2 separate regions of the Mus musculus genome follow, and region 2 is linked to region 1. The links are chromatin loops, found by intact Hi-C in ENCODE. Cell type or tissue: heart. All regions are shown on one strand. Links, peaks and the distances in the headings refer to the core of each region. The heading gives the core; the rest is flanking DNA. Region 1 holds the start of Map2k6 (mitogen-activated protein kinase kinase 6). Region 2 holds the start of Abca5 (ATP-binding cassette, sub-family A (ABC1), member 5).

Region 1 (15,619 bases), core at 8,777-11,276:
GTGCACATACCTACTTCTGTAGGCATCAGGCACACATGTGGTGCACATACATACCCTTAGTGAAAACACTCAGAAATATAAAATAAATCTTTAAAAAAGAATAGTAAAAATTTTTTTAAAAATCAGTAACATTTTTAGCTTTCCTGGCATAATTATACACTGTCAATTATAAGATATACCCTTTGGATATTAACCCAAAGGAAGTGATTTTACGAAAAATTTGTCATGCTATTTCTGTACAAGTGTACTACAAATAGCTTAACTTTCTGTGGACATTTATACCTTTTTCTATATCTTTAATATGTCATCTACCGAAGAAATTTCCCAGAATACTTAATAGTTGTTTTTTTTTTTTTAACAAAGTCCATCAGGTCAGCATGACCGGAATAGTTCGTGTCTATGAATGGAGCCCAGAACCATCTATTAATATCAACGTAAACAGACCAAGGAGGCTTGAAGGGCGTGACACTATGTCCTATATCAGAATTCCTGACTCATCCTGAAAAACTACAGTATTTACTGAGTTGTCATAGTGTCTTGTCCAAGGCACAGAGTGTAAAGGAAAGACACAGACCTTGTATGGGCTTACTTGGTCACGACATGAAGTTGTACCAGTAAACTATAATAAAATGGCTCAACAGGCTACCATTTTCCCCCTCCTGTTAAAGAAGGTACATTTTAGAGCTCATATCAAAAGCTACCCAACGGGGCTGGAGTAATGGCTCAATGGTTAAGAGTCCTGGATGATCTTGTAAAGGACTCAGGTTCAGTTTCCCGGATCCACATGGTGGTTCATAAGCATCTATTTTGGGAAAGAGTAAAAGCAACCTCATGAAGGGATGGTAAACTAGGGTTTGGGGCCAATCCATTTTAGTGTCCTTCGTACAGAGAAGCTATGCACAGTACCTGGAAGACTTAAGACATCCTCGCCAAGGGCCATGCTTCATTTCCTTCCTTACTCTGTCTCTCGAAAGTATAGACCTTAGTCAAAGTCTTAGTATTAATAGTTTAAAAGGCAGGATATAATACATTGATTATAACACATCAATATATATTTCTTTTGGTCCTTTAGATAAAAAGATGTCAGCTTTGTCGTGGTGTGTGTGTGTGTTCATACTCATTCTGATACATTGGCTAGTTAGCAAATCTCAGGGGTTGTCTTGTCTCTCCTTCTCCAGCACTGTGACTATAAGCATGCACTGTCATTCTTGGCCTTTTAATGTGTGCTCTGCTGACAAAATACATTTGACATCTGAAAAGGGAGCCACCATGAATCTTCCTTCTTTTATAGTTAAAAGAAGATGAAGTACCAGTGAGAGGCTGTGGGAGCCTCCCCACTGAAAGACGTACAGGGTGGGAGGTTTAGAGGGTTTGGGTGAACAGCACGTCACTCCTTTTCAATTGTCCCATAGAGTACAAATCAGTGACTGGTTAAGTGTCGGATCAATTTAGATGTTGCAAAGGAGCACCAAATGTATATGTCATGGGAACCCCAGATTTAGATATTACTTTTTATTAAAAAACAAAGCTGGGGGTTATTCACATTTTTCTGAAGTTAGAGCAGGGCTTAGATTCTGGTAGGAAATTAATAACTGTTTATTGTGTGATACTATTTCCTATGGAAAAGTAAACAAACATTGGGCTCACTTACATAGGGAGCCACGGACAGAACTACAATAAGAATATCACCAAAGTCCAAGTTGGTAAACCAAATGAGTTTTATTTGAGTTATTCACAGGAGTATGTCTGAGGGTTTTTTTGTTTTTGTTTTTTGTTTTTTTTTTGTTTGTTTTGTTTTTTGTTTTTTTTGAGACAGGGTTTCTCTGTATAGCCCTGGCTGTCCTGGAACTCACTTTGTAGACCAGGCTGACCTCGAACTCAGAAATCCGCCTGCCTCTGCCTCCCGAGTGCTGGGATTAAAGGCGTGTGTCACCACCGCCCGGCTGAGGTGTTGTTTTTAAGAGTAGAAATGACTCAAAGACAGTGGAACCACTGAAAGTCCACCTCAACATGGAAAATAGAAACCTGGAGCTTATTTCACACTTTTGGAAGCTTGACAGGTTGGACAGTATGTCTCCCAGGCAGCTTGGCCACTCTGAGAATCTCCCAGCTTTCTTTAACACTAATATTTGCCTGGGGAAGGAGGGTACTGGTGAGTTTGATCAGTTTCAGGGACTTCCTGGAACTTTTGAGTTGTTTGCTTCCTAAACTTAAGGAGCTTCCCTGAAGGTTGGGATGTTTCACTTCTCTTTAGTATTCTAAAGTGTTAATAAGCTTCTCTAAAAGACTGAATGGTTCACATCCTCCCCTTCACTCCCCTCCCCCCACTCAACTTGTAGAATATCTTACATCTTAACAAGCTTCCTTCCAAGATGGAATGTTTTATCTTGAAGGAGCCTGCTATCTACCAGTACTGTATCAGAGAGAAAATTATGCAGATATATACATTAATATATACAGTGTATGACCTTGTTGGAGGAAGTGTGTCACTGTGGGGGTGGGCTTTTAGGTTCTATGCTTAAGCTCTGCCCAGAATGGAAGAGAGTCTTCTGACTCCCTTCAGATCAAGATGTACAACTCTCTCTCTGCTCCTCCAGGACCACGTCTGCCTGCATGTCATGCTTCCCACCATGATAATAATGGATTGAACTTTTGAAACTATAAGCCAGCCCCAATTAAATGGGTCCTATATAAGAGTTGCTTCAGTCATGGTGTCTGTTCACAGCAATGGAAACCCTAACTAAGACATACATGTGTCTAATATATATGTACATGTGTGTAGCAGGAACACATAGGAACACCTGTTTCTATGTAAACGCCAGGGGGTCATGCAGCTACAAAAGCATCTCCTGCAGAAGGACCTAATCAAGGATTGCCTGAGAGAGCAAGGACTGCTGGTACAAACAATGCCAGCCAATCAGGAACTGCGGTTTAGAAGAGATGCTTTCTTGGGACCAATGGGGGCATGGGTGGGCGGTATTAAAGGAGCTTTCAGCCGTGCTCAGGGGAGCTTGCTACTGTGTTTCTCACCTGCTCCCGGAGTCTGTGTCACTGACTCTGTGCCAACTCACCTCCAACCCCCAAGAGCAGGTAGGGTGAGATGGAGAGATATCCAGGGCACAGGCAACACGTGTGTGCATGTATTTCCATATGAAAAGAGAGATATAGCAGGCGTTAAGTAGAGGAAATGGAACAAACATACTGCAGAAGTTTTTATCCCCATTTCTTCTCTTGAACAGAATTAGAAATCTCTGTGGGGCCTGTGTTAGTTTTTAATTAATTTGGAGTATTTTCTATTTCCCGACACGTTAACATTCCACACAAATGGTGCCCTGAAATGTTTGTAGGTTTCATGGCAGAGTAGAATAGTTTCCACTTGTACCTTCCTAGAAACGATAACTACTCGTTCACTAGCTCAGGATAACATTCCTATCCAGGACTCTGATTTGGGAGTAAAGGTTAAAATCATATTATATTGGAGCTTTACATGACTTCTGAGTTGCTAGGGAACATCCAATATTCATATCACACACACACATACACACACACACACACACACACACACATGCACACACGCGCACACACACTTCAATTGAGAATGCAGTCAGATGAGGACTGAGTCAGCATCTTTCAAGCACAGCCAGTTATGAAGGAAAGCTCACTCACAGAAATTTGAAACTAGAGTCATTATTGGAGTCTTAAAATATTTAAATTAAATATCATAATTAATTTTCTTCTAACAAATCCCTATGCAAGCATTACTTTAGCTTTTAACAGGATGGCCAATTTAAGCTAATAGATAGTGATCTATTATCTAGCTAGTAAACTCATGTGCACATCGGATGAACAAGTACAAGCTGAGTCTATATTGTCTCCATGGCAACCTGGAAGGACCCAATGGACATGTGACCATTTGCAGCTGAGCTTAGAGTCAAAGGTTAAAGAGAGTCAAGCGAGGATGTCTTCCCAAAGGACTGGGTTAGCAGTGTGAGTTGGCAGAGATGGTTCGGTGTTTAAGAGCACTTCAGTAGTCTTGCAGAGGACATTGCTTTACTCCCCAGCCCCTACAATGGGTGGCTCACAATAGTTTGTACCTTCAGCTCCAGAGGCTCCAATGCCCTCTCCTGGCTTCCCTGATTCTCTGCGCACATATGGTGCACATAAGCTCACGCACGCACACACCTACATAGACATATGTAAACAAAGAGTAAATCTTTAAAAAGGTAAGATTTGTATGCAAGTACGATTACTGTGAGATATTAGTAAGGGTACCTTCCTTTCACCAGATAGACGCCTTGCAAGAGCTAAAATGGAGTTAAAACTGAATGGTGGGGATTCTTTTAAAATATCAAGGACATCCTTATAGGAGAGATGACTTCAGATGGAGGGCAGAACACGGAAAATGAACACCAAAATGGAGACCAGGATAAGCCAGAGCCATAGACTGAACTCTGAAGAGCTAGTGATATGTAAATTCATGTCCTAATAAGAATATTATAGCTGGAGAGATGGCTCGACAGTTAAGAGCACCACCTGCTCTTCTGAAGGTCCTGAGTTCAAATCTCACAACCACATAGTGGCTCACAACCATCCGTAATGAGATTTGGCGCCCTCTTCTTGTGTGTCTGAAGACAGCTACAGTGTTCTTACATATAATAAATAAATTAATTAATTTTTGCTGGGCAGTGGTGGTGCATGCCTTTAATCCCAGCACTTGGGAGGCAGAGGCAGGCGGATTTCTGAGTTCGAGGCCAGCCTGGTCTACAAAGTGAGTTCACAAAGTGAGTTCCAGGACAGCCAGGGCTATACAGAGAAACCCTGTCTTGAAAAACAAAAAAACAAAACAAAACAAAAAAATATTATATTAATCAGACTGCCGAGAATGAGATAAGGCTAAGCAGGTACACCTGTGCCAAAATGGGGAGGACACTACCAGCAAAGGTGAGCCAAGTTTAATCATTCAGTAGGATGTTTTAAGTAAAAAAAAAAAAAAAATATATATATATATATATATATATATATAAAAATTACAAGGGGAAGGAGAGATAGCTCAATGGTTAAGAAGGCTGCTCTTCCAAAAGACCCAAGTTCTGCTCTTGGTATCCACGTTAGTTGGCTCACAATCACTTGTAACTCCAGTTTCTGGGGACCAGACACCATCTTCGGGCCTTCACAGGTACCCATATTGGTGGATACTTACCCACACATAGACAAACACAGATGCACAAAAATTTGTAAAAAGCCTTAAAAAATTCTGTCCACAGTCAAGCGACCATCTAAATGAGTTCCCCTCGGGCTTCTCCCTATCACACTTCACCTTTGATCCCTCTCTACTCACAGCTTTAATGTCACCACTGTCCTCTCCCTTGCTCCTGATATCTACCAGACACTTCTGCTAAAGTGGAACTGCTCAGATCCGGACTGCTCCCTGGGAGGTCAGTTTGCAAAATGTCATAGGAGCGTTTCTTGTCTCGTCTCTTAAGATGTGTCGTTAGGATGGCTATTCCCTGTCTTGCCAAACAAGAGATCAGGAACCCTTCTAGTTGCCAAATAGAAAGACGTTTAGCTAATTAAAAAAAAATGTTGTTCTGAAATCTTTAGTGGCTTCAGCAGACAGGTGAGCTGGGTTGGGAGCCATGAAAAGCTGAAAGTGACAGAGGCTGACCCTCCATGATTTACAGTGGGAACCAAAGAATCACATAAAGGTGAAAGGATCTGCTTCAGCAGACACAACTCATGTCTACGGCCAGGATTAGAATCTAAATCTCTCACATCCAAATAACTGCATCTTACCAAAACTCATTGGTTTTAGTTAACTTACAGGGAGAACTGAAATCACATGCTATGCAACCACATTCCCCATACTCGACACAGGCATTTGAACCAGATAGCTCTTTGCTGAGGGTGGGACTTCCTGTGTATTGTGGCATGCTGATTGCATTCCTTTGTCCTGTCTAGTATATGCCAGCCTCTCCCAATCTTCCATATTACAATAAGGCAGGCATTGCCAAACCTCCCCAGGAGGCAAAACTGACAAACAGCTCTTGACACTAAGTGATAGCAGGTACCTTCCTTGACCTCCGGATTATTCCTGACACTTATGCTACCTCCTCCCTCACCAACCTGTAACTTCATAATAACAGCTTCAGAAACCAGTATGACCTAACCCAAGGGCCTCCTTCCAAGAATGTCACACTCTCAGTCTGACAGAATGGGTGTTTTCCCAGGTGTTCTGGGTTCCCCTGAGGTGTTAGCTCTATTGTTGGAATCTAGTTATTCCAGGCTCGCCAAGGTTACAGGTCCTTACCCCCTCTACTTCATGTCGGACTGCAGAAGGTCTTGGAGCGCAAGATGTGCTAAGTGCTGTGCTGGGCACTGAGAATTAGGGGCATTGGACAAATCTCTGATCTCTAGGATCAGAGCCACCTGCGGAGACACACAGATAAAGGAACACTTGTCAGCCCTGAGATGAGTCTTGGGTAAGACCCACAGGTGAGGTATTACAGAATTAGAAAGTGCACCCAGTTCATAGAGAGGGTGCTGGGAGGGACAGCCTCGATACGCAGAGCATAGTGAGAATAGTCAAGGACAAATCAGAACCATCAGCTAATGAAAGAGTCTTTCGGGTAGAGGGTCAAGTACATACAAAAGAGCCAGAAATCCTGCCTTCTCCCGGGTACGGTATCAGCCTGGGGTGAGAAATGACCCAGGAAGTTCTGTAGGGCTCAGGCATGGAACAGCCAATGGCGCGCTATATCAAGAAGTTGGGGTACTGGCTCTGAATATAAGTAGAACTTGTCAGATTTGCGTTTTAGAAGGATCTGAAGTCGGGAAAATAACAAGATAAACCTTCGGTGAACCTGTGAAGAAATCACCGGAATTTTTCTCTTGCTTTCGCACACTACCTCAATCCAGCAGAGCAAGGGAACAATTTCTTGACCGTGCATGGAGGGAAGGGAGGAGAAAGACTTCTTTCCCACCAAGGGAAGAACCTCTTTTCTAAACCTTTTCAGGGAGCTTGAATTCCCTGTCCTTCCAGCAGCCCGCTCAGAACTCAGGATCTCTAAGACAAACGGCCCACTCTGTCATTTCGCAGTCTATGGTTCGGCTGGCTTAGGGTAAAAGGGTGCTTTGTGTACGTGCGTGCGTCTGCAGATGCTCAGCGCCTGTTGCCCCTCACGTTGTCTCCGTGGAGAGTGAGTGGCAGATTGATTTGCAGAATGCGCTCCATTTACGGGCTGTAGCGACTGTGCGCTCATTCAGACAAAGAACATGCCAAATCGCAGCAGCAGCAGGGATGCGCCACACCAGCTGAGATTAGAAGTCTTCTAGGGTGGCTGAGATGGTTCAGCTGGTAAAGGCAATTAGCATCAAGTCTGCTGACCGGAGTTTGATTCCCAGGACCCACAACGGTGGAAGGAGAGAACGATTTCCTGCTAAGTTGTCTCTCCCGTGACCTTCACATATGCTCCATGTTAGGCATGTATACAAATGTGTGTGAGTGTGTGCAGGCACACGTCTGCGCACTGAATAATTGTATGCACACTAAATAACTGTAACAAAAGAATGGAACTCTCTTTACAAATAGGAGCAGGCTCATTAAAGAGCTAGCTACGGCAGTTGCTGACAATACAAATGGACAGGCAGCTCTAGGTGGTTGCTCAGGCTAAGCCAGTCTGCATGAAGCTGTCTCAGGACCTGTAGGAAAACTGGTGTTCCTGTCATTGTTCCAGAAGGAAGATGGGGGTGTGTTGAAATGGATCACTACACATGTATGTGGTGGTTCAGTGAGACTTTAAAGGCCCACGAAGGAGGAGGCTCTAAGCCTGCTTATATGCAGAAGGAAGGTGGGAAGGTATAGCAGGGAGTAGACCTGACAGAGAAGGCAAAAGAAAGTCCTTACAAGTGGACACATGGAACAGAAAGCTCTTCTCTCACAGGCAGATGCTGCCCCCTCTGTATGTGAAGTCGCCTTGATTAATTTTCCTGAACATCAGTAAAGGAAGCCAGGAATTGTGGGAAATGCCTATAACCCCCAGCACTTCAGGGGCACAGAGGCAGGAGAATCACTGTAAATTCTACACTGAGTTGTAAGCCAGCCAGCCAAGGCATGATCTCAAGAATTAAAAACAACAACAACAACAACAACGACGACGACGACGACGACGACAACAACAACAACAAAAGAATGTCAGTAAAGGTCAGAGGGTGTAACTTATGCCTTCCTCCCCCAATTGAATGCATTTTTATTTTAAGAGCTGATTTGCTAACTTGTGGTGGGATTGGGCAGAGGCAGGAGGATTACAGATTCAGACTCTGTCTGTGTTACAGACTGGGTTCAAAGGCCAACCTGAGTAACTCAGCTAGATCCTGCCTCAAAAGGAAAAAATAAAAAAATAAAAACCAAACCAGGGCTGTGGCTTATTGGTAGCTTGCAAGCCTGGAATGCCTAAGGCCCTAGATTCAATCTCCAGCATTGCAGGGACAGGGGTGGGGAGGGGGCAAGGGTGGGGCGGAGGGGGGGGGGAGGAGAGGACACATGGTAGCTTTCTCTCTGATTCCGGCATTACTCAGATGGTCCTGGCTTCCTAGAATTCTTAATACAATTCCAGACATTTTCATTAGCAGCCCTCACACATGAATCTTCTCTCAAAGTGGCTCTTGTGGCTTTCCACAATTGACCTGACCTATCTCTAGCCTCTCCCAGTTCCAACCCACCTAGATCACTAAGGGAAAATTTACATTCTTAAAGCAATGCTTTGATTAAGTTCCCCGGTTTCAAAACCATTTATCTCCACCCTCGAGCTTCTGAGTTAAGGCCAAGCTGTTAAAGCCCTGTAATAATCCCGCACACCCAGTATATTCTGACCACCACCACGCTTGTATACAAGGCAACCTGGTACTCTCAGTGTCCCAGGAATGGACAGGTGGCCCTTACTCCCCCACTGATTTGCCTATAGATCAGATGCCTGAAACCACCGTTCCCTCCCTATTCGCTCTGAAAGAACATTCCTGAAGGTGTTCTACTAGGCGCAATGGAAGCCAAGCCCGAGCTCTCTGCCTCGAAATGAAGTGGGTGGGAAAGGGGTGGAGGTGAGGGTGGGGGTGTTGCGATTTGTACCCCTTTCAGGGAAGGTTTGCATCTCCAACTGCCCAGTGAAGCGGGAGGCTTTCCCCCACCAAGACACAGTCCAGCTCTAGGCTCAAGCACTGCAGGAAAAAGGAAAAATCCAAAGCCTGGGAAGATGCCTAGCAAACTCTGGACTTCCAACAAACATCTCTTGATGGTATTGAAAAACATTCAAGATAGTAGACTTTATTCACGTAAGGTTACTGTTCTCCACCAGCCGCCCTTTCTTCTCAAGGCCAGGGACTTTTTCCTTCATCCCCGCCTGCCTCAGGCAAGAAAAAAAAAAAATCAAATACCTTAATTTTGATTAAAATTGGCCTTTGATATATATGAAACAAATTTTCCTGTCTAACTGTGTAAGAAATGAGAAACTTCGTAAATCTCTCTTCCTTAATCCCTATCCAGCATTGAAATTCTGCTTTCTTGAAAAGAACTGACCTGGATCGCTTCTTATTAAAAAAAAAAAAAAAAAAAAAAAAACTTTGTATCTTGTCTGAAGAGTCAAATCACCCCAAAAATCTCCATTCAAGAAAAATGTTTGTTGTGAAATGAGATGTCAGGGTGAACGGTCTACAGACAGAGCAGTTCACAGATACTGAGCCGGTTTAAAAAAAAAAAAGCCACATTGAACCCCCAATTAGACCTTAGTCTAGGGGTGCCAAAAGCGTCTTCGCTACCCCTGTGCTCTCTAAGCTGTTGATTCAGGGGTTTTTCTAGAACAGAAAAAGCCTCCTATCATGGACCGCGCTGTTTGTCACCCTTCCCTTACTAAAGAGTGTACGTGCGATGTTTATCTGAGATCTCTGTCGCGCTTAGTCAGTCATCTAGCTCAGCCACCTACAGGAGCACGTTTCCTTAAATCAGAGACGCGTGGACTCTACAGGAGAACTACACTACCCAGCAGGCCTCGCGCCTTTCGCAGGAAGGACGTCTGCGCACTAAGATACTCAGTTCCAAGTTTGGAGCTTTTAGCTGCCAGCCCTGGCCCATCATGTAGCTGCAGCACAGCCTTCCCTAACGTTGCAACTGGGGGAAAAATCACTTTCTAGACTGTTTTGCAAGGTGTGCAATTCCACCTTGACTCCCTGAAAGTCCATCTGCTGCATCGGTCAAGAGAAACTCCACTTGCATGAAGATTGCACGCCTGCAGCTTGCATCTTTGTTGCAAAACTAGCTACAGAAGAGAAGCAAGGCAAAGTCTTTTGTGCTCCCCTCCCCCATCAAAGGAAAGGGGAAAATGTCTCAGTCGAAAGGTAAGAGACTGTTTGCATTAGTTGCAAAAAATGCAAAGGCTTATGCATGCATTCGTGAATGCATGGATGCAATTTTCGCCCGGCGATTGCATTTTTAAGTTTGAGGTTTGCCACAGCTCAGTTGCATTTCCTGTTTAGTGTGTGTCTTTTTCTTTCTTTCTTCCTTTCTTTTCCTTTTCTTTCCTTTTCTTTTCCTTTTCTTCTCCTTTTCTTTTCTTTCTTTTCTTTTCTTTTTTCTTTTTTTGCAGACACAGAGAGTTCCTGTAAGGCAGGGCTTGCAGTTGAGCTGTGCATTGACATTATTTGCATTCTTCTGCTAGGATTACCGAGCCTTTCTGCCTTTTGCACGGTCAGGAGAGATATAGCAGGTTGGTAGCGTCCAAATGTGCAATGCTTTATATAATAGTACATTTCTTTAGTATGCACGCATATTCACAGTAATTTTGTGTGCAACAGGAATCCAAACTTTCAAAAAGTCTCAGAGGTGAAGATGAAAGGCAAACCTCGCTTTAAACTAGCAGGAAATTTCTGTGATCTTCTATTCTTTGGGGGGAAGGAACCACTGCGGTGGCAGCATTCAGCTTACATTTTTATTGATTTCGCTGTGGACATTAGGCAACTTTTGATTTTTTAAGGGAAGTAAAGGTGAAGTCTGGAGAGCAGTGTATTATTATTATTATTTAAAAAAAAAAGTCTTGCTCTTCCGAGGTTTTATACTTTGTATCAGTTGCTTGCAGAGGGGAAGACCTCAATGTGTTGGCCATTTGGAAGATGCTTTTGTGTGTGGGGGAGGATTTCAGGGGGTGAGCGTGTTTGTGAGCATTAGAGCAAACCTGAGACTTTACTGTCTCATTGGCAACTACAGTGAAATCTTCTAAGTGTGTAACTGCATAGACTTGGTCAGAAGTTCAGGACTATGGTTGCCTTCTTTTTCTTTTTCAAATTTAATTAAAAAAATGTTTTGTAAGGTTGTATTTTGCAAACTTACTGATGTTCTGTAGAGGGAACTAAAAAAAAAAAAAAAAAAAAAAAAAAGTCCTGCATGGAGAAACTGCAGAGCTGCTTAGGTGCCTGCTGGAAGACCTTTAATGGCTTGTTTCGAGAGCAATCTTCCTTAACATAGAGAAATCTGATGGCATCTGAGAAAAGCCCCAAAATGAAGAGGTGTGCTAGGTTAACTGGGGCCACCTCTAGAGCAAGATCTGGGGACATTAAAGTATCCAATAAGCTTTGGCCACACTGTGTTTGGAGGTGTGATACCATTTAATTCTACCGGATGAACACGATGTATCTGATCCGGGGAAGAAAAGGATTGCTCTTCAGAATTTCAAGTAAGATTGTTTATGGTTGTTCTTTATTTGTTTTGTGTTTAATGTTAGGGGAGGAGGAAATATTTTACCTGTTTCAGAAATGTGCAGATGAACCTAGAAGTTGGCTTTTTTTTTTTTTTTTTTTAAGGTGTGGATATTCCTTAGCTTGGGAAAACCCAAACTCTTGAGCAGAGAATTCAGAGAGTACAAAAGTCAGTCCATGCTATAGCAACACTAAAGAGATAACTTCTAGTTCCTTTGTATTTGGTAAACATGCACTCATGCATTCAATTCAGCTTAATATATGTATGTATGCAATACATGCTTATGTCTGGATACATGTATGCATAATTATTTGTGCATGCACATGCATATTTGCATGTATGTGTTATGTGCATAGAGTTTGGGGGTACATGAGAATATTTAAAATGAAGTCTTTTTCTCCAAGAATTAGCGTCTGGTTTGAGAAAGTAAGAATGTGAGGACATTTCTGTGACACAGATTGGGCCAGTGAGATGGCCCCATGGGTAAAGGTGCCTGCTGCCAAGCCGACTATCTTAATTCCATCCTCCAAAGCCAAATGGCGGAAAGAAACTCCTACAAGTTGTCCTTTGACCTCCACAGTTCACCACGCACACCCCCCTACATACAGAATAAGTAAACAGAATTATAATAAAAACATTTAAAAAAAAAACCCAGCTATTGAAGAGAAACGGGCCTACCACAGTTTCGAGGCAATAATGATTCTTTTATTTGGTGAGTTGTAAGGAAGCTGCAGGAGGAAGGCTATAGGTACTGAGATCCAACTGACCTTACCATCACCCAGTTTGGACCTTGGGCTCTAAAGTAACTTCCTCTCTCCATAGTTTCTGGTCTTACTTGTAAGATAAATCACTTTCCCCGAAGGTCATGTTTTTTTTTGTTTGTTTTTTTTGTTTGTTTGTTTGTTTGCTTTTTCTTTTTCCTTTGGAAGCTAACAGGGAGGTATGTATACACTCTTGATCATGAATCAAGGATGGGTGGTCCTTCATGTTAGTTTCCATTTATGTAGATGAACTTCTTCTACCAGACCTTGCTTGCAAACTATATCTGGTATGAACATGAGGGTTTGTTTGTCCAAATGGAAAGTTATTGGTGGAAAAATGTGGGCAATTATTCTAGAAATGGCCAGGGGTCTTGGCCTGGATTTTTTTATGTGGACTTTGCCTGGCTCAGCAAGGCTGACTTCAAATAGCCAAAAGCACCCCCCCCCCCTTTTTTCTACTTAGTTCCAGACTTCTTTCTAATACTCTAGCCAGATGAAATGGGAGGAACGGAGAGAGGTGGGTACAGTCTCACAGTATGAAGAATTTAACAGCATGTTCAATTCACGAACCTTTACGAACTTTTCAGATCACTGTAATTCAGTTTTACAGACCTCTAATTTAAGGCATAGCAGAGGCAAAGAATTACAGACTGCCCAGGAGCTGGAACGACTGGGCTGCTTCTCCTCAGCCTTTTACCAACAGTGAGATTCCAAGAAAGAATTTTCTTAAAAAGAGATTCTGCTTTCCACAGTTGTAAGTTTAGGTGGTATGTTTCTCAGTTTGTTTGTGTTAGCTGTCTGGGGTTGAGCTGACATTTTTTTTTTTTCTTTTTCAAATATTAAAGCAGTAGTGTGCCTTTTGAGGAAATCTGAAATGTAAGTTAACAGGAAGGGTCCAAGAGAGTGCCGGAATTCCTGCATATTACAGGAAGGCAAGCCACAGGAAAAGTGTGTCATCTACACTAGCCGGAGAGAAAGCTATTGTGATCGGCCAAAATGGTCTTCTGAGGAATAGAAGGTGTTCTAGCATCTCCTGGTTTACCTGAAAATATATAAATTTGACCCCTTTAGCAGCCAGTCTTTCTTGCTTCTTTTTCTATTCACCTTGAAATAAAAAACCACGAAACAATATGAGCTTATTTTAGTTGAATGCAGTCATAAGTAAGTCATGTAAGAAATGCTTCCAAGTTGTACTTCAGAAGGGACATGGAAAATGGCAGGGACCATCTCAGCCTTCCTGAGTTAATCTCTGCTTCTGTAATTCACTCTCCCCGGGAGCACCAGATGTGTACATTTCTCATTCAGTGTACACGCCTTTGTTGGGTCGTATCAGGCAGACTTGTCATGCTTAGCCTGTAATCTGAGCTGGTGTGTTTTATAACTCTGTTGGTCTCAGGACACCAAGGCAGAATTGGCACCTTGGGCCTCCTGTTTGCTTTGTGTTGGTGTTGCTTTCTCTTCTTTCTAGCATGGTGTGTGTGTGTGTGTGTGTGTGTGTGTGTGTGTGTGTGTTGGTGATGCAGTTTCTGGACACAAGGGTTGAGATTCTCAGTTTTTCACAGATTAATACTATTAATTATTGTTTTCTAACAACATCCCCTCATCTATTAAAACCTAAAAAATTTACAAGGAGTAGTTTTAAACCTTTAAAATGTTTATAAATAATACTTCTTTTTCTTTTTCTTTTTTTTTTTTTCTTTTTGGCTTTTCGAGACAGGGTTTCTCTGTTGTATCCCTGGCTGTCCTGGAACTCACTCTGTAGACCAGGCTGGCCTTGAACTCAGAAATCTGCCTGCCTCTGCCTCCCGAGTGCTGGGATTAAAGGCGTGTGCCACCACTGCCCAGCATTGTGTGTGTGTGTGTGTGTGTGTGTGTGTGTGTGTGTGTGTGTTGGTGATGCAGTTTCTGGACACAAGGGTTGAGATTATTCTTTATTATTCTTCTTTATTATAGGAATATTCAATAGAAAAGGAAAACAAAAATGACTAATGCCTGCATATTACATTGTTACATAGATGCTTTAGGCTTTTGGTCTGTGCCTATGAGTTTGAAAAATGTAAGATATGTGGCCCACTAGTGCCTACTAGACTACTTTTCATTTCACCAATGTACTATGAAGTGTGTCTGAATCCATGTACCTCTATGTTTGCAGTATCCAGTTCCATTGCATTTGCTTAAGTAGAATTTCAATACCTGTTTTCTTCAAGACTCTTTCACACTTATTGCCACATATTCCCGGGCAAATGACAGCAAGAGACTGAATTCCAGGAAGTCAACTGCAGATTGTGAATGTCGACTTCTCCTTTATCCCCCAGTACTTTCTCTCTGTTTCAAAACCAGGCTTTTACCATCCTTAGTATATAAGTGGTCCATATTACTTGAAAATTTTAAACCAAAGAGGAAATTCATGATGAGAGCACACAACTTGAGCTAACTTTGATGGTGCATGCCTTTTAAATCTTGAAACTAGGTAGACAGAGGCAAGTGGATCTCTGTGAGTTCAAAAACATCCTGGTCAACATCGTGAGTTCTAGGCCGGCCAGGGCTGCATAGTGAGTATCTCAAAAATTGCACTTGTGAGCATGCACACGAGTGCACACACACACACACACACACACACACACACACACACAACCTCAAACTTCTCAGGGATAAGTTGCTGTTCCCTTTTGATAACTATCTTTGTACACACAGTCTTACATGTGTTATTTTACTGTTTGGGATATTTTCCTTAAACTCTCCCGTGACATTTGGCTGTCTTCCCACACTAGTACACACGCAGTAACCTCACTTTTTGTTATAGTTGTGAGTGTTTTGACTTGTAAGAACACAGCCACACACACAGTCTTCCACGGGCTTTCACACAACTGCCATTTTATTTGTAGGCAGAAACAGCATTGCAAGGAATTCCTTGGAATTAGCTTATTGCACAGCAGCTCAATTTGTTCATTCATTCTTTCTTTTTTTAAAGTTTGCATTAAAAACCTTCTCATATGATATCTTTTGATGGTATTCTTCCCCTACTGCAACTCCTCCGAGCTCCTCTCTACCTCCCTACCATCCAACTTCATGTTCTTTCTCTCTCTGAAAGCAAAAACAGAAACAAACCAAACTTAGGATG
Region 2 (15,619 bases), core at 6,975-9,474, 61 kb before region 1:
GTGGGCACTACAGAAACGTCTTAAGAAGCTAACTTATGCCGGGCGTGGTGGTGCACGCCTTTATTCCCAGCACTCGGGAGGCAGAGGCAGGTGGATTTCTGAGTTCGAGGCCAGCCTGGTCTACAGAGTAAGTTCCAGGACAGCCAGGGCTACAGAGAAACTCTGTCTCGAACCCCCCCCCCCCCCAAAAAAAGAAGTTAACTTATAATTCTGACTCAAGAAAAACTTAGTCTCACTACTCAAGAAGACGTGGAAGTGTCCAGTTTGTTTTATTCCTTTCCGTTCTTGTCCATGTCTTTACCCTGAAAACTCCCCTGGGTGGCAGTACCACACCCACTCTAGTAATGAAAGCCTAATGCAGCAAAACAACGAAGACAGCTGTCCTCTCTGTTTGGTGGGGCTACAGTCTAAGCAAGCTGGGCCAATTCCCGTTCTTCCCCACTGTTCTTTGTACATTCCTCTCCTACCACTGGGTCCTGAGGAGTACTTATCACTGTGTAAGTTAAGTGGCGCAAGGAACCTTCTCACTAGAGGACCAAAGCAGCAGCCAGAGCAGAGGAGAAAACAGGGAGAGCAGATCAAACAAGGAGCTCCAGGATATAGATTTCATCAAACGAAGACACGGTCCCAGAACGTGGGGAGAAACTTACAGCCCAAACCTAAACACCTCCACAGCCCACCAAAGGAAGCCAGCCACAGCCTCCACAAAGTTAAGAGCTTGCCTCATTCTGCAAACAACCCCATATGACTTGGCGAATGGCCAATCCATCCCACTGTCAAAATGACAGTGCTGCATAAACCATAGAAGCACAGCATCTGCCTTCAAACCGTGCCGGTGATGTCAGACCAAAGATTCAAACAAGCCCAGCTTAATAAGAAAAAGGAAATGATTTATTTATGGAGTAGTAGATGGCTCTTGGTGGGCCAGAGTCATCATCTCCACATTAGAAAGTCCTTATTTTACACAGCTATCACAGTGCAATAAAAATGATAAGCAAATGAATTAACTAACATGGACTAAGAATCAACGCTAAAGTGGCAAAGTCGGAGCAGGAATGAAGGCCTGACATAAGACACAGACAGAGATAAAATCAGGCTCTGAAGACGTTACACATTTGCGTATGCGCTCTCTTTGCTTTATAGACTTTGCTGGTCTTAGGACACTCTCATACCATGGGAAGGAATCACTTATGTGGCTTCCTTCAGTCTGGCACAAACAACAGCAAAAGGTGTTTGCTGAAAGATGGGAAGTAGTTGGCTAAGATCTGAAGGACTAAAGTTCCTACCCACAAATTTTAGAATTATCTGACAAAAACGTCAAAGTAGGTAGTGATCTTCTGGGAGACAGAGAGAAATCAATTTGAAAATAGACTGGAAACCCGCCCTCCTTTCCCCTCGCTGATGGCTAGCCCTCAGAGTGCTGGGGTAAAACTGCCAATAAAATCACACAGCTGCAGACCCTGCCTGCAACCCTACCAGCTAGCCAAACGCGTGACAATGGCATAACTGGCGCAGAGTGGCAAGGCTGTTTCAGACGTAAGCAGTCACTTTCTAAGGGGCATGAAATCCATACCAGAAGGGAATTCACACCTGACACTGTAAACCCATCAAAAGCACCTAGGGAAATCTTGGGCCTCAGAGGGAAAACAACTACAGTTGTTTTTGCTAAAAGGACATGATGTGTGTCTCAAACTGCCTTCTAAATAACTATGTTTATGCCCTTAGAATAGTGTGACTATCTGCTTAGGGGGACCACACCCCTCCCTGAGGAGCCATAAACAGTTCATGCAGGGGAGGGGGTATCCCATTCTGCAGTGGTGTGGCCATTTTCCTTACGAAAGTACAAAAGCCCCCACCGTTTCACCCATGCTCAGGCAGGCAGCTTGAATTATATGCAGTGTGCCACAAAAATAAAGTTTTTTGTTTCTGGTTTTTGTTTGTTTGTTTGTTTGTTTGTTTAAACACAAAAATAAGAAAGGTCTTATTAGGAAGGGGTTTGATGGAAGGGCAAGAAACTAAGGGAAGACAATGAGCAGAACATGACTGAAGTGTGTTAAATATTTTTTTCTTGAAATTGTTAAAATTGATAAAACAAAGCAAACAAAAACAACAACAACAAAAACAAAACAAAACAAAACAAAACAAACAAAAACCCAGGTTTTCTTGTTAAACCTTCCAGAGTAACTGTTGACGCCTTGTTTGACATGAACCTACACAACGGAGGCCACTGATCTGAGGCCTCTCCAAACAAAGACAATCTGCTCCAGGTTCTGACCACGTCCACTTCAATCTTAAAAAGCAAAGAACTTCTTAGAAGCAGTTTGTCTTCTCCAGAGTAAATGTTCACTATTAAAAATTAACTTTTTATGTGCAGAGAACAGTGGTTGGACTAGAACTTCTAAAATTAACAATGAAATGACAACTTTTACTTTGTCACTGATATGTAACCATAACATATTATAAAGGTATAGAAAGGAACTAGAAACAGCACAACAAAAGCAAGCAAGAGTACACTGATAATCATCTTTGGGCCAAAATACTACTAATAAAAAGACAAAGAAAAATAAAAAGAACAAACACATTTATGCAAAGGTAATTTGCTACAAAACAAACAGAAACATCAACCAACTCAGCATGAACGTTCCCATGCTGTCTGCCAAAACACGACTTACTGAATACCACTGCATTATTAATTCAAATTGAATGTTTAACACTTCAGTTTTAGACAGCAAATCCTCCACAGAATAAATCTATTCATATTATTACTTCTTTGAACTTTTGCCCGAATTCAAATTTGAGTCTCTTGTCTGAAGTTCACCAGCCTAGCTATTCACTTCACAGCTGGTGAGAACTTTTTAAAACAAAAATGAATCCAGAGTGAGTATGTGGACCCTGTCTTTAATCCCAGCAGAGGCAGGCGGGCGGGCGGGCGGTTGTCTGAGTTGGAGACAAGCCTGAACTACACAGTGAGTTCCAGGTCAGCCAATAATAGTAATAAATAACTAATAAAAAAAAAAACCCTAAATCAAATTTCCCACCCATCCATCTCCACAACAAATATATCCTTAATTCCATTCCCTCCCTACAACTACCCCTTGAGTTGCATTTATTATATTTTCTTCTAGCACTATGGAACTTTTAATCAGGAGACCAGAGGCTGAAAAGTGATAGGAACTAAATTTACCTTAAAGACAACATCTATGACAATGTCACTTTTCTGCCATTGGGTTTTCTCCTAATGGGAAATTCTTTCATTCATACATACATACATATGTGTGTGTATGTGTTATATATTAAGATCTGTTTTATGTATATGAGTATGCTATCTTCATGTACACCAAAAGAGAGAACTGGATCCCATCACAGATGCTTGTGAGCCTCTGTGTGGTTGCTAGGAACTGAACTCAAGACCTCTGGAAGAACAGCCAGTGCTCTTAACAGCTGAGCCAATGCTCCAGCCCCTAATAGGAAGTTCTTATTATGCTCAATTATTATGTTTTTTTTTTCTTCCTTGGGGTAATGCTTCCCATAATTATTTTCTTCAACAAAAAGCATCTTAACCAACACAACAGAGGCAACAAAATCAGCAAATATAGCTGTTTCTAGTATAGTGAAGCAGTGGTATAGTACAGTGCCTAAGAATGTGACCTCTATAATCAAACCACCGAGCACAAATTCTGCCTCTGTCATTTCACAGCTATGAGATGTTAGAAAAGTTATTCAACTGTTTTGCCTCCATTTGCCATCGGTAAAACAATTACAGTGCCTACTTGGGGTCCCTAAAATGACTAAATGAATTGGTACATGGAAAACTGAAATCCTGGAACAAGGCAAGCGGTTAATTATAGATGTTGATCAATACTACATACAAAAGTAGTAGAGCCAATAAATGAATGATAAACAATATCACATTACCGGAAGAACTATAGGGTAAATTAAAAAAAACTAATGGAAATGAAGTTAGCAGAAACAGTGCGCTATAGAGAACCTCTATAAACAGTGTCACCGGCCACTAAAGACAAACTGGTAAACCAGAAGTAAATAAAACTAAATCATGAGATTCCACCAGAACGGAAGAGGATGACGAGAAAGAACAAAGAGAAGAAAACAACGAAGTGCGAAGTCCCTTACAGATGAACACACAGAAATCACTGTGATGACTGGTCGTGACTCCATAGCTTTATTAGTGAAGGGCAGGTCTAACAGCGTGGAAGATATTACATTCCAATATTTTTGAGCTTCTATCCATTCAAGTTAGTAAAGCATGACAGAGGTGACAAGGACACTAACAAAGTGTCAAAAGAAAATCTAAAAGCCTACTAAAGTAACCTTTCTTGCCTAATATAGAAGTAATCGAGTTAAAAAAGAAAAAAAAGCATTGAATTATTTCACAAGCCAAATACCAGAAAATGAGAAGAAATGTGAAAACGTTATTTACTACGTGTGTCTCATATTTAGTTGCTCTGTGAGAATGTCTGTGTGTCCACGTGCTGGGAGCTGGCTCTCCCCTTCCCCGTGTGGGCTTAAGGGACTGAACTCAAGAGCTGTAGGCTTGGTCGCCAAGTACTACTGAGCCATCTCATCGGACTGCGAATGTTTGCTAACTGAGAAATCTGAAAGTTACAAGGTATCTTTTTAAATGTAAGATTATCCCATCGTTTTATTAATTGCCTTTGTTTAAAAATGTGCTTTTAAGAGATTCTTCATTTAAAAAAAAATCTCTACCTTATCTAAATTACCACTACCTCTGTAGAGCATTTTTGGCAACAATGTATCAAATATTTTGGAATAAACAATGCCATTTTATTTTGTAAGAGGAAAATTCACCTGGAAACTAAAATGTATTATGTAGAGCCCATTTTGAAATCCATGTTTCACTTCTATGAGGTATGAAGTAATATCATATTATATTTTTTAAAAAGCTGAGCAATCTTTACATTCAGAGCTCTTTACTGATCTGATATGGTCAATGATCTTCTTAGCACGTTTGAGATTCTTGCAAAGGCTCTCAACTGAAAATATGTTCTGCGTTTCCAAAAGATGACTGAGGTCATTTCTGGCCAACTCAAGCAAAGCTAATTACCACTGCTTTATTCCCCTTTATTCTAAGAACATCTAACTGTAATTAGTGAACACAGTGTATTATCATTTTTATGTCTTCATGTTGACCCTAACCGGTAAGATCCTTAATGAAAACTAAGTGCCTTATTTCTGTTTGTTTCTCTGACACCACCAATGGTAATTATCTTAATACAGTTTCCTTTCTCAAGCCTCTTTCTGAGAGTCCTTACAGATTAAGAGTCTGAAAGCTAAGATGGAAGAGGTAGTGGTGTCCATATCCGGCCCACGCCTTGCTCTACATCTTCCGCGAGTTAGCAACGTGTGGGGGTGGGATGGGGGAGGGAGAATGAGTCCAGGTTTCACTGTGAAGCTCCTGATGGCTGCCAACTCCCAGATATCCACCCTCCTAGCAAATATCCACATGTTTTTAAGTGTTGGGGGGAAAAAAAACAAATAGCAATAACTATGACAGGTGAAAATATAAAGTTCAAACCTCGGGTCTCCTTACATCGTATGACGTTGTGTTGGAACACACCCGTGCTGCTTCATACCTGTGTTGTCTGGGACCACTTGGTGCTATGAGGGCAAATTTAAGCAGAGACAGAATCTACTCAGTCTTCAAAGCCTAGGTGACTTACTTCCTTACTCTTCATCCAAAAAGATTCACTAACTCCTTTCATCAGTTGTAGGAGAGGGACACAAGTGGAAACGCTAGGTCACTTTTCTAACACGTTCTAAAGAATGTCTGCGCGAACCAGAAAAAAAAAAAAAAAAAGGATCCTCCTATCACTAACTTAATGTAAATCAAATTAAATGTAATAGTGTAATTCCAGTTGAGGGAAAGAGTTAGGAAAGAATTTCTAAGCAGAGAGAAAACTATGGAGATGCTGAATTCCCAAAAGACAAGATCTATGTAAAATGAAGAAGAGAGCTATCCACAACCCGGTGGAGGCAGATGCCACCCTGGAATGTGGCAGAGCACGGGTGTACGCCCTGGGCAGCAATGTACAGACGAAACTGACAACAGAGTGTGGAATGCCTTGTATGCGATATGGAACACCCCAAGTGGCACCCCACTCCTCCTCTGTACCTCTACACCCAAGGGAGATGCTTCACACTTTAGAAGTCCACTGACTGCCTCAATCCTCAAAACCCCTCCATCTCCATCTCCACCATCACCTACAAACTGCAATCTGGATTCCTACTTCAGTGAGAAAACAGAAACAATCCAAAGAAACGGCTCCACCACTCCAACCACTCGCTGACATCTGGGCCTCCAATAATTTACATGTTAAACAACGTGCATGGCTGCCATTCCCCCGAGAACTCTAAACCACAGAAACGTAAATGCCATCCAGTTTAACTATACTTTTAAATTAAGATTTAATTTTTTGAAAAGAGCTGCTAATCTGTCTAGCAATGCACTGAAAGAGAAACCTATCCAGCTATTTTACTGGCTTCATAATGGGTATAATAAACCTTTAAATTTAACAGAAGGCATCATAAACGCTTTCTTCGCTGATCTTTTAAAATTTACCAAAAGTAGTGACATAAAGCAAGATACTAATGCCAGTAAAGTTTGACCTAAGTTTTATGACAGAACGCCTTGCTGGAGGAAAACGATGTAACAGTACCCATATGGCAAGTCAGCTAATAGTTTTCTTTATATATAATGTTTATAAAAGTATAAAGTTTGCACTGTATAAAAGTTTTAAGTTTGCACTTAAAACTATTTCCAGTGTAATCTACACACTAATGAGGACTACAATTTATATTAGTATGAGTTGCTTTTATATAATTACTCTTTCAATTAAACTCAATGGCAGACATTACATACTATATTCATCTAGGAACTTTAGGAACAAAATGATTACCTGGCATGTAACGAACATATTAATAAATTTATGCAAAATTTAAGAGTTCCCTATGTTTAATAGAATTTGAAGTTTTGCATTATCAAGGACACATCTGCCTAAATGACCCACATTCAAAGATCACTGTCTCTTAAATCTGCTTTCAGGATAAACACACACAAAGTGTTCTCATAATGTTCTTATCTATTGAGTCTTCTCTGACGAGACATAAAAATGCTCTCTGGGCAAACATAAAATAGAGTGAGGAAAGCACCAGGATTAGAGAGTCTGGAATCTCAGAGGGAGAATCTCAGTACCTCATTTTTTTCCCCAGCTGGGACCTTAATAAAGTTATTTAACCTCTTTAAGACCCATATTTCCCACACAGAGTACCATCTCCAACCTCAGAGCAGCTGTCAAGATGAAGTAATACTGACCCTGGCTCTGAGCCAGGATCTAACCTCATCTGGGGCTCCAGAATGTCCTTAATTTTTGTCCTCAGACTTGATTCTTTGAAAACGTAAAGCGAAGCTTTTAGAGAGCTGGGGCGAAAATCCTCAACTCCGACTGCCCCAGAGGCCGCTGTCCCCCATGGACCTCGCTTTCTCCTCCTCCCTGAAACCTTTCCGCGCCTGGGAATCTTCGTTAGCTATGTTTGGGGAATTCAGATTATTTTCAACCCCAAAACCGTGTCACGAGCTCTGCGGCTTTTCCTCTCACCCCGAGTCCTCTGGTCACACATGATCCGCTACCCGATCTGCGCCCCAAGTAGGGCGATGCTCCTGAGCCCTCAGGGGGAAAACTGACTTCGGTTTGGTTTGGGCTTTTATTTAATTTCGGTTTGTCCTTTCTTTTCCTTCTGCCTCTCTAGAAGTTCTGAGGATGTCGCTAGCCCAGGGATCCCTGTCAGCGCCCGCCACCCGCCAGCATCCTCCGGCTCCCCGCGGCCCGCCACACCCTCCCCTCTCCTCATTCCCTAGCTGCTCGGCCATCTCCACGGTCCATGCCCCGTCCCCGCCGCCGCGTCACCTCTCTCCGCAGACACGAATGGCGAGCGACCTCGAGCGCCGCGGGCCTCGGCGTCTCCTCACCCCGGCGTCGCAGCCGCAGCGCTGTCAGGCCCAAGCCGCGAGCTTACCTGCGGCGACCGCGACCGCGGTAAGTGACGGAGCTCGGAAATTCTGCGCGGAGACGCGGTCCGCGAGGCCGAGCGCGCGCGTGCCCGCCGCCCCGCTACGCCGAGAGAGCCGCGCGCGCCGCCGGAGACACGCCCCCTGCCCGCCCCTGAATGCACCTGAGGGCGGGGCGTGCGTAATGCGCGTGCTCCTGGAGCTCGAGACGGGAGCGCGCTTGGGGGCGGGGCTACTGGGGGCGGGGCTCCGGCGGAGGTGAGCGCGGCGAACGAGTCGCAGAGTACTTGGTTGGACCTGCCGACTCTAGCTCAGGTGCTCAGAACCTCCTGGGGAGCTCGCCGCACCCTCCACCGAGGCTCGATGGGTTTGAGGAGACTTCTGTCGCCTCAAGAAGGACGGCCTTGGTTCTCCACCCTCCCATCTGCCTCTGTTCCCTTGTATTTAAAGAGTTGATAAAAGTCTGACACTCCTCCCTCTTGCTGCAGCGTCCTCCCTCCTCGTTTCTGTAAAGACTGCCTTCTCCTCTCCAACCTCAGACTACCACCTTGAACATCCTACCGGTTCCTTCAAACATCCTCCGAAAATCTGCAAGTGTTGACTTCTGGCAAAGACTATATACCACGCTTAATTTTTACTTAAAATGCAAACTGATGTTTGGAATGTCGTTACCCAAAGTGATCGAAACAAGGGCCAAAGGTATTGCAAAGTAAAGTTCACAATACCAAAATTACACATCCCTGAGGAAGACTGATCCTTTCTTATCCAGAAGCCACAAACTGCCAATTCATAACACACACACACACACACACACACACACACTATTCATGCTGGAATTTTTGCTGGCTTGATACTGAATGTGTCTGGTGTGTGCAGTCCCCAGTGCTATGTGTTACAGTTACTTTCGAAAACATCTTCAGCTCTGTGAATGTGAACATTCATACATATTTTGTGTATGTGTGTGTAGTTCTCAAATTGAAAACTAAGTCTATAGAATGTGTTCTGCTTTATTATAGATGTGGACGTTTTGCCTGCATGTGTGTGTACACTATCATAGAGCCTGACACAATGATATCTTTCCTCTCAAACACCCCACTTGGCACCATAGTATCCCTTTCACTGTCTTACATGCTAATCTCTTCAGCTACATCATATGTAGCCTGAAGTTAAGAACTTTTTCTTATACCAATTTAAATTTTCAGGTCTTGCGAATCATAAACTATGGTAAATACTGCTAATAATACTACTGATGAGAGAAAACACCTACAAGAAAGGTATGTAAATATTTTTATCTTCACAAAAAATACCTACTCACTTAACAAAATTGCACCCATAGAAACAGAAAATATTAAAATTCTATTATAGGAGTGGACTTGTAGTTCAGTGATAGTCTGCTTGCCTAGATTGTACAAGGTCCTGGCTTTAAACCCCAGCAACACACACACACACATACGACTTATAAAATGGACAACAAGATTATAGGCTTGTAAGAATAACATAGAACACAGAGAAAAATATTTTAAATAAAAAAATTACTACAAATTAATGTGTAGGTTGTGACATATTTTACTGCCTCTACGCAAACTATTTATCAGACTATTTATATCTTGTAATCAGGCTGGTCACACGATGTCTGCCTAAATGTCCACAACTACCAGGTTTTAATAGTAAAACAGCGGCCAGAGAGAATGATGCTTCCTTCCACCCTTCTGTATCTAGGAAATAGAAACAAGCAATAAGCACATCTTGGTTGTCATGGTGGCAACTGAAATCCCCACACCTCATTAATAGACCTTATAGACAAATGAACCATGTGGGAGTTCCTAGATCATAGGAGTTGCAGCTTGAGACTTAAGAAGCTCGGTGGCTATGGGAAATTAACAGTGGGCCACAGTTCTCACCAATATTTAACATGGAGTAAGAGGCCAAATCTTGCCACATAGAGTATTAACTTACAACCTGATGAACAATGGCTACGTGTGGCCGTGCTTTTGCTTGCCAGACATCAAAGACTTGTTTAAATGGATTTTTCTAGACCATTTTGCTAAAATTAAGATGACTAAATCATTTGGGGTGGGGCAGCAAATGAAAAATGGCCTCCGTGGGATTGTATATTTGAATGTTTGGTTCACAACTGGAGGAACCGTTTGGGGAAGGATTGGGAGGTGGGCCTTCTTGAAGGACATTTGTCAGTGGGACAGGCTTTGAGGTTTCAAAAGCCCACAATAGGCTCAGTGTTCTCTCTCTCTCTCTCTCTCTCTCTCTCTCTCTCTCTCTCTCTCTCTCTCTCTCTCTCCCTGCCTGTAACTGGAAGATCAGATGAGAGCTCTCAGCGACTGCTCCAGTGCCATGCCTGGCTGCCTGCTGCCATAGATCCACCAGGATGCTCAAGGGCTAACCTTCCAAAACTGCAAGCAAGACGCCAATTACATGCTTCCTTTTCCAAGTTACCTTTTCCAAGGTGTCTCCTCACAGCAAGAGAACAATAACTAAGTCATTACTGTAACAGCTTTGTGTCTGATACGTATAGTATAGTATAGTATAGTATAGTGTAGTGTAGTGTAGTATAGTAGTATAGTATAGTAGTTCACATTATTATTTTATTTTATTTTTTTGGTTTTTCGAGACAGGGTTTCTCTGTGTAGCCCTGGCTGTCCTGGAACTCACTCTGTAGACCAGGCTGTCCTCGAACTCAGAAATCCACCTGCCTCTGCCTCCCAAGTGCTGGGATTAAAAGCATGTGCCACCACTGCCCGGCTAGTATTTCACATTATTAACAGTATGTTTGGAACAATATGTACCATTTTAAAATCTTACTAAACATTATTGTTATTTGCCATTTCTGAAAGTCAAAGTGGCTTCTAGAATAGCTGTAATTTGATTTTTTTTTCAAATAGATAATCTTGATTTAGCATAATGCATGACTAAAAAAAAAAATCAGACTAGGCTATCAATGTAGAAAAAGAGCCAAAAATTAAGGAAGATCTCAGAAGATGGAAAGATCTCCCATGCTCGTGGATTGGCAGGATCAACATTGTAAAAATGGCTATCTTGCCAAAAGCAATCTACAGATTCAATGCAATCCCCATCAAAATTCCAACTCAATTCTTCAACGAATTGGAAGGAGCAATTTGCAAATTTGTCTGGAATAACAAAAAACCTAGGATAGCAAAAAGTCTTCTCAAGGATAAAAGAACTTCTGGCGGAATCACCATGCCAGACCTAAAGCTTTACTACAGAGCAATTGTGATAAAAACTGCATGGTACTGGTATAGAGACAGACAAGTAGACCAATGGAATAGAATTGAAGACCCAGAAATGAACCCACACACCTATGGTCACTTGATCTTCGACAAGGGAGCTAAAACCATCCAGTGGAAGAAAGACAGCATTTTCAACAATTGGTGCTGGCACAACTGGTTGTTATCGTGTAGAAGAATGCGAATCGATCCATACTTATCTCCTTGTACTAAGGTCAAATCTAAGTGGATCAAGGAACTTCACATAAAACCAGAGACACTGAAACTTATAGAGGAGAAAGTGGGGAAACGCCTTGAAGATATGGGCACAGGGGAAAAATTCCTGAACAGAACAGCAATGGCTTGTGCTGTAAGATCGAGAATTGACAAATGGGACCTAATGAAACTCCAAAGTTTCTGCAAGGCAAAAGACACCGTCAATAAGACAAAAAGACCACCAACAGATTGGGAAAGGATCTTTACCTATCCTAAATCAGATAGGGGACTAATATCCAACATATATAAAGAACTCAAGAAGGTGGACTTCAGAAAATCAAATAACCCCATTAAAAAATGGGGCTCAGAACTGAACAAAGAATTCTCACCTGAGGAATACCGAATGGCAGAGAAACACCTGAAAAAATGTTCAACATCCTTAATCATCAGGGAAATGCAAATCAAAACAACCCTGAGATTCCACCTCACACCAGTCAGAATGGCTAAGATCAAAAATTCAGGTGACAGCAGATGCTGGCGTGGATGTGGAGAAAGAGGAACACTCCTCCATTGTTGGTGGGAGTGCAGGCTTGTACAACCACTCTGGAAATCAGTCTGGCGGTTCCTCAGAAAATTGGACATAGTACTACCGGAGGATCCAGCAATACCTCTCCTGGGCATATATCCAGAAGATGCCCCAACTGGTAAGAAGGACACATGCTCCACTATGTTCATAGCAGCCTTATTTATAATAGCCAGAAGCTGGAAAGAACCTAGATGCCCCTCAACAGAGGAATGGATACAGAAAATGTGGTACATCTACACAATGGAGTACTACTCAGCTATTAAAAAGAATGAATTTATGAAATTCCTAGCCAAATGGATGGACCTGGAGGGCATCATCCTGAGTGAGGTAACACATTCACAAAGAAACTCACACAATATGTACTCACTGATAAGTGGATATTAGCCCCAAACTTAGGATACCCAAGATATAAGATATAATTTGCTAAACACATGAAACTCAAGAAGAATGAAGACTGAAGTGTGGACACTATGCCCCTCCTTAGATTTGGGAACAAAACACCCATGGAAGGAGTTACAGAGACAAAGTTTGGAGCTGAGATGAAAGGATGGACCATGTAGAGACTGCCATATCCAGGGATCCACCCCATAATCAGCATCTAAACGCTGACACCATTGCATACACTAGCAAGATTTTATTGAAAGGACCCAGATGTAGCTGTCTCTTGTGAGACTATGCCGGAGCCTAGCAAACACAGAAGTGGATGCTCACAGTCAGCTAATGGAGGGATCATAGGGCTCCCAATGGAGGAGCTAGAGAAAGTAGCCAAGGAGCTAAAGGGATCTGCAACCCTATAGGTGGAACAACATTATGAACTAACCAGTACCCCGGAGCTCTTGACTCTAGCTGCATATATATCAAAAGATGGCCTAGTCGGCCATCACTGGAAAGAGAGGCCCATTGGACTTGCAAACTTTATATGCCCCAGTACAGGGGAACACCAGGGCCAAAAAGGGGGAGTGGGTGGGCAGGGGAGTGGGGGTGGGTGGATATGGGGGACTTTTGGTATAGCATTGGAAATGTAAATGAGCTAAATACCTAATAAAAAATGGAAAAAAAAATAAAAAGAAAAGAAAAAGAGCCAAGCACCTGTAACACTAGAATCCTTGACTATCACAGCAACACTGACTGAAATGATTGTTAAATGACTCGAGAAGAGATTAACGGTCCTGGCTGGTTGCTAGGGAGGCAGCTGAAGGGATGAGTGCTGACGGTTAGTTCCAGTTTGATATCATTCTTGTTATTAATAACGTGATTGTTGTCATACTTGCTCCTGTTCCACAAGGGGGAAAAAATGAATGTTTCATCTTTTTTTTTAATTTCTCTAATTAGGGAAATTTTTTAAAGCTGACAAAGAAATTGCTGTGTGAAACTATAAAGTCACATCCATGTTTAAAAACTTGGGTCTCCCAACAAGTATATATCATGTGTCTTGAGTTTCGTTGTTTGTTGATTTGTCCTGATTTTAATTTTTTTTTTCCTAGCACCAAACTCTCCTACACCTCAGGCTGGCCTCAGACACCCTACACAACCAAATCTGGACTTCAGTTCCTGACCACTCTGCTTCTAGCTCCTGACCACTCTGCTTCTAGCACCCAAATGCTAGCTGGTACTAAAGGCTTGTGCTACCAAGCAGGGTAATGCCTGGTATTTGAAAAGCAGGCACACTTAAGCCCAGCAGCCTAGAATCGGAAGCAGAAGGATCTGAAGCTCAAGGCCAACTGAGTTTATGTAGAGAGAGATCGTACATAATAAATAAATCTAATTTTTCCTGGTGAAACAAAAGGAACTTACATAGTCCGAGACCTCAGAAAGCTGAGGAGGGAGTTCTCTTCACCCTGTGTGGTGGAAATCCACAATGTCAGCTAATGGAAACCCATCTCAGAAACAAACAACGAGAAACCCAGCGGCCACTGGGAGATTATATTCGTTTCGTTGCCAAATCATGTCGAACAAATTGTCAAGAGCTGGAGCTACCTGGTAATTTCAACAGGAAAAGATGGAAGGACCGGTTTCATGAGAATATACCATAAAGTAGAGAAGAGGGAAGCCTCCCTAGGCATTTATAAACAGAGGTGGCTGCTGACTTAAAAGAACAAGGTCTAGGGTCAGGATAGGCTTGGCTCATTTGAACTTCCTTTCCCACTTTGGAAGAGGAGATGGGCTTTACATTGGTACAGTTGAAACAAGGAAGGATGACTGAAACTGGAGACAGGTGGGGAGGCAGTAAGAGGAAACCTATCTGTTTCACATAAGTTCATGTTTCCAGGTACAAATTCCATCCCAGAGCTGTTTACAGGTAACCAGAGACCCGGGGCTGGGAAGTTCCGAGAGACTATAAAACAGGAAAGACGGCAGATCACAGAAAAGGGTAGACCCTGAAAACTTGTGATCAGAGCAGTATAACGTCAGAATCGATCATTAAACACTTTAGTGGTCAGTAGAAACAAGACAAACTAAAATAAGCCACGCTTGCTTACAGAACCTTGAGCTAGTATGAAACCTTATAAACAGGATGTAAGTTAACATAAATTAATAAATTAATTATTATCTGTCATGATATTTTTATAAGAAAGACCCCAAATTAAGTGTTTAACATCATTAAACAGGTTCAAAGTTAGTTGAATAATTGTGCCTTAGTTTCCTCGTATAGTTTTTTTTTTAAAGATTTATTTATTACATGTAAGTACACCGTAGCTGTCTTCAGACACATCAGAAGAGGGCGTCAGATCTCGTTACAGATGGTTGTGAGCCACCATGTGGTTGCTGGGATTTGAACTCTGGACCTTCGGAAGAGCAGTCGGGTGCTCTTACCCTCTGAGCCATCTCACCAGCCCCAGTTTTATATATATATATATAAATAAATGTCATAGACAGAAAACACAGAATTCTTTCTGATCAAATCCAAGGATGGAACAAAAACTACGTAGCATCGAAAATATGATTAAAGACAGAAATAGTAAATGATATTGTTTTGAATGCTGAACTCTGAGCTAGAAGACAAAACATAACTGAACCATATGAGAACGCCTCCGTCCAAGTTGAACAATAAAACTGCACAGGTGCAAGATAGTATGGATTTTTGTTTACCATGTACAAAGCAGACAGGTGTCTTACTGTATGTACGCATGCTCACATTTTGCCGCCGGCGGCGGCGGCCGCGGAGGTGGTGGTGTGTGAAGCAGGGTTTCCTGCTGCAGCATCGGCTGGACACTAGGACTCGATACTGTAACTTAACCTCTCTTCAGACTCCTAACAATTCGTTTATGTCCATCTGTGAAACGTTTACTGTTGTAGCACTAGAGAAGGGAAGTCAGAACAATATAAAGGGCACAAGCCACCAGGCACAGCTCTCTGACAAAATTAACGGGAACCAATACTATCCGGTGGTATTTGCAGCTACGCCTATGCTGCTTCCACGTGAAGTCGCATCTTCCTCTGTCCTACTTCATCTCCTCCTGGACCACTATTCCCTGAGAATTCACTACCCCCACCCCTACATATAAGAAGCAGAATAATGAATCACCAAAAACA

What was found. A loop is a pair of places that touch in the nucleus more often than their neighbours do. Peaks named below come from ENCODE experiments on the same cell type or tissue, not always from the same donor. Only the 100,000 strongest peaks of a DNase experiment are listed, where the experiment ranks them.
Region 2: it touches region 1 in a loop (2.3-fold over the local background); 1 of 42 quality-filtered maps calls a loop at or near these places.

Annotation. Positions count from the first base shown.
Region 1 is chr11:110,389,043-110,404,661 of GRCm38, forward strand. It overlaps Map2k6 (mitogen-activated protein kinase kinase 6), which reads left to right and starts at 10,060. Exons shown (of 12, transcript NM_011943.3): 1 at 10,060-10,383. The coding sequence starts at 10,368. In heart, for the core only: a CTCF peak has its summit at 9,966; a DNase peak (open chromatin) is centred at 10,049; H3K4me3 peaks cover 1,551 bases; H3K27ac peaks cover 1,234 bases.
Region 2 is chr11:110,329,542-110,345,160 of GRCm38, forward strand. It overlaps Abca5 (ATP-binding cassette, sub-family A (ABC1), member 5), which reads right to left and starts at 8,175. Exons shown (of 39, transcript NM_147219.2): 1 at 7,944-8,175. It overlaps Gm39445 (a long non-coding RNA gene), which reads left to right and starts at 8,297. Exons shown (of 3, transcript XR_880289.1): 1 at 8,297-8,743; 2 at 9,247-9,318; 3 at 10,364-10,464. In heart, for the core only: no CTCF peak of the experiment used is centred there; a DNase peak (open chromatin) is centred at 8,200; H3K4me3 peaks cover 1,594 bases; H3K27ac peaks cover 1,014 bases.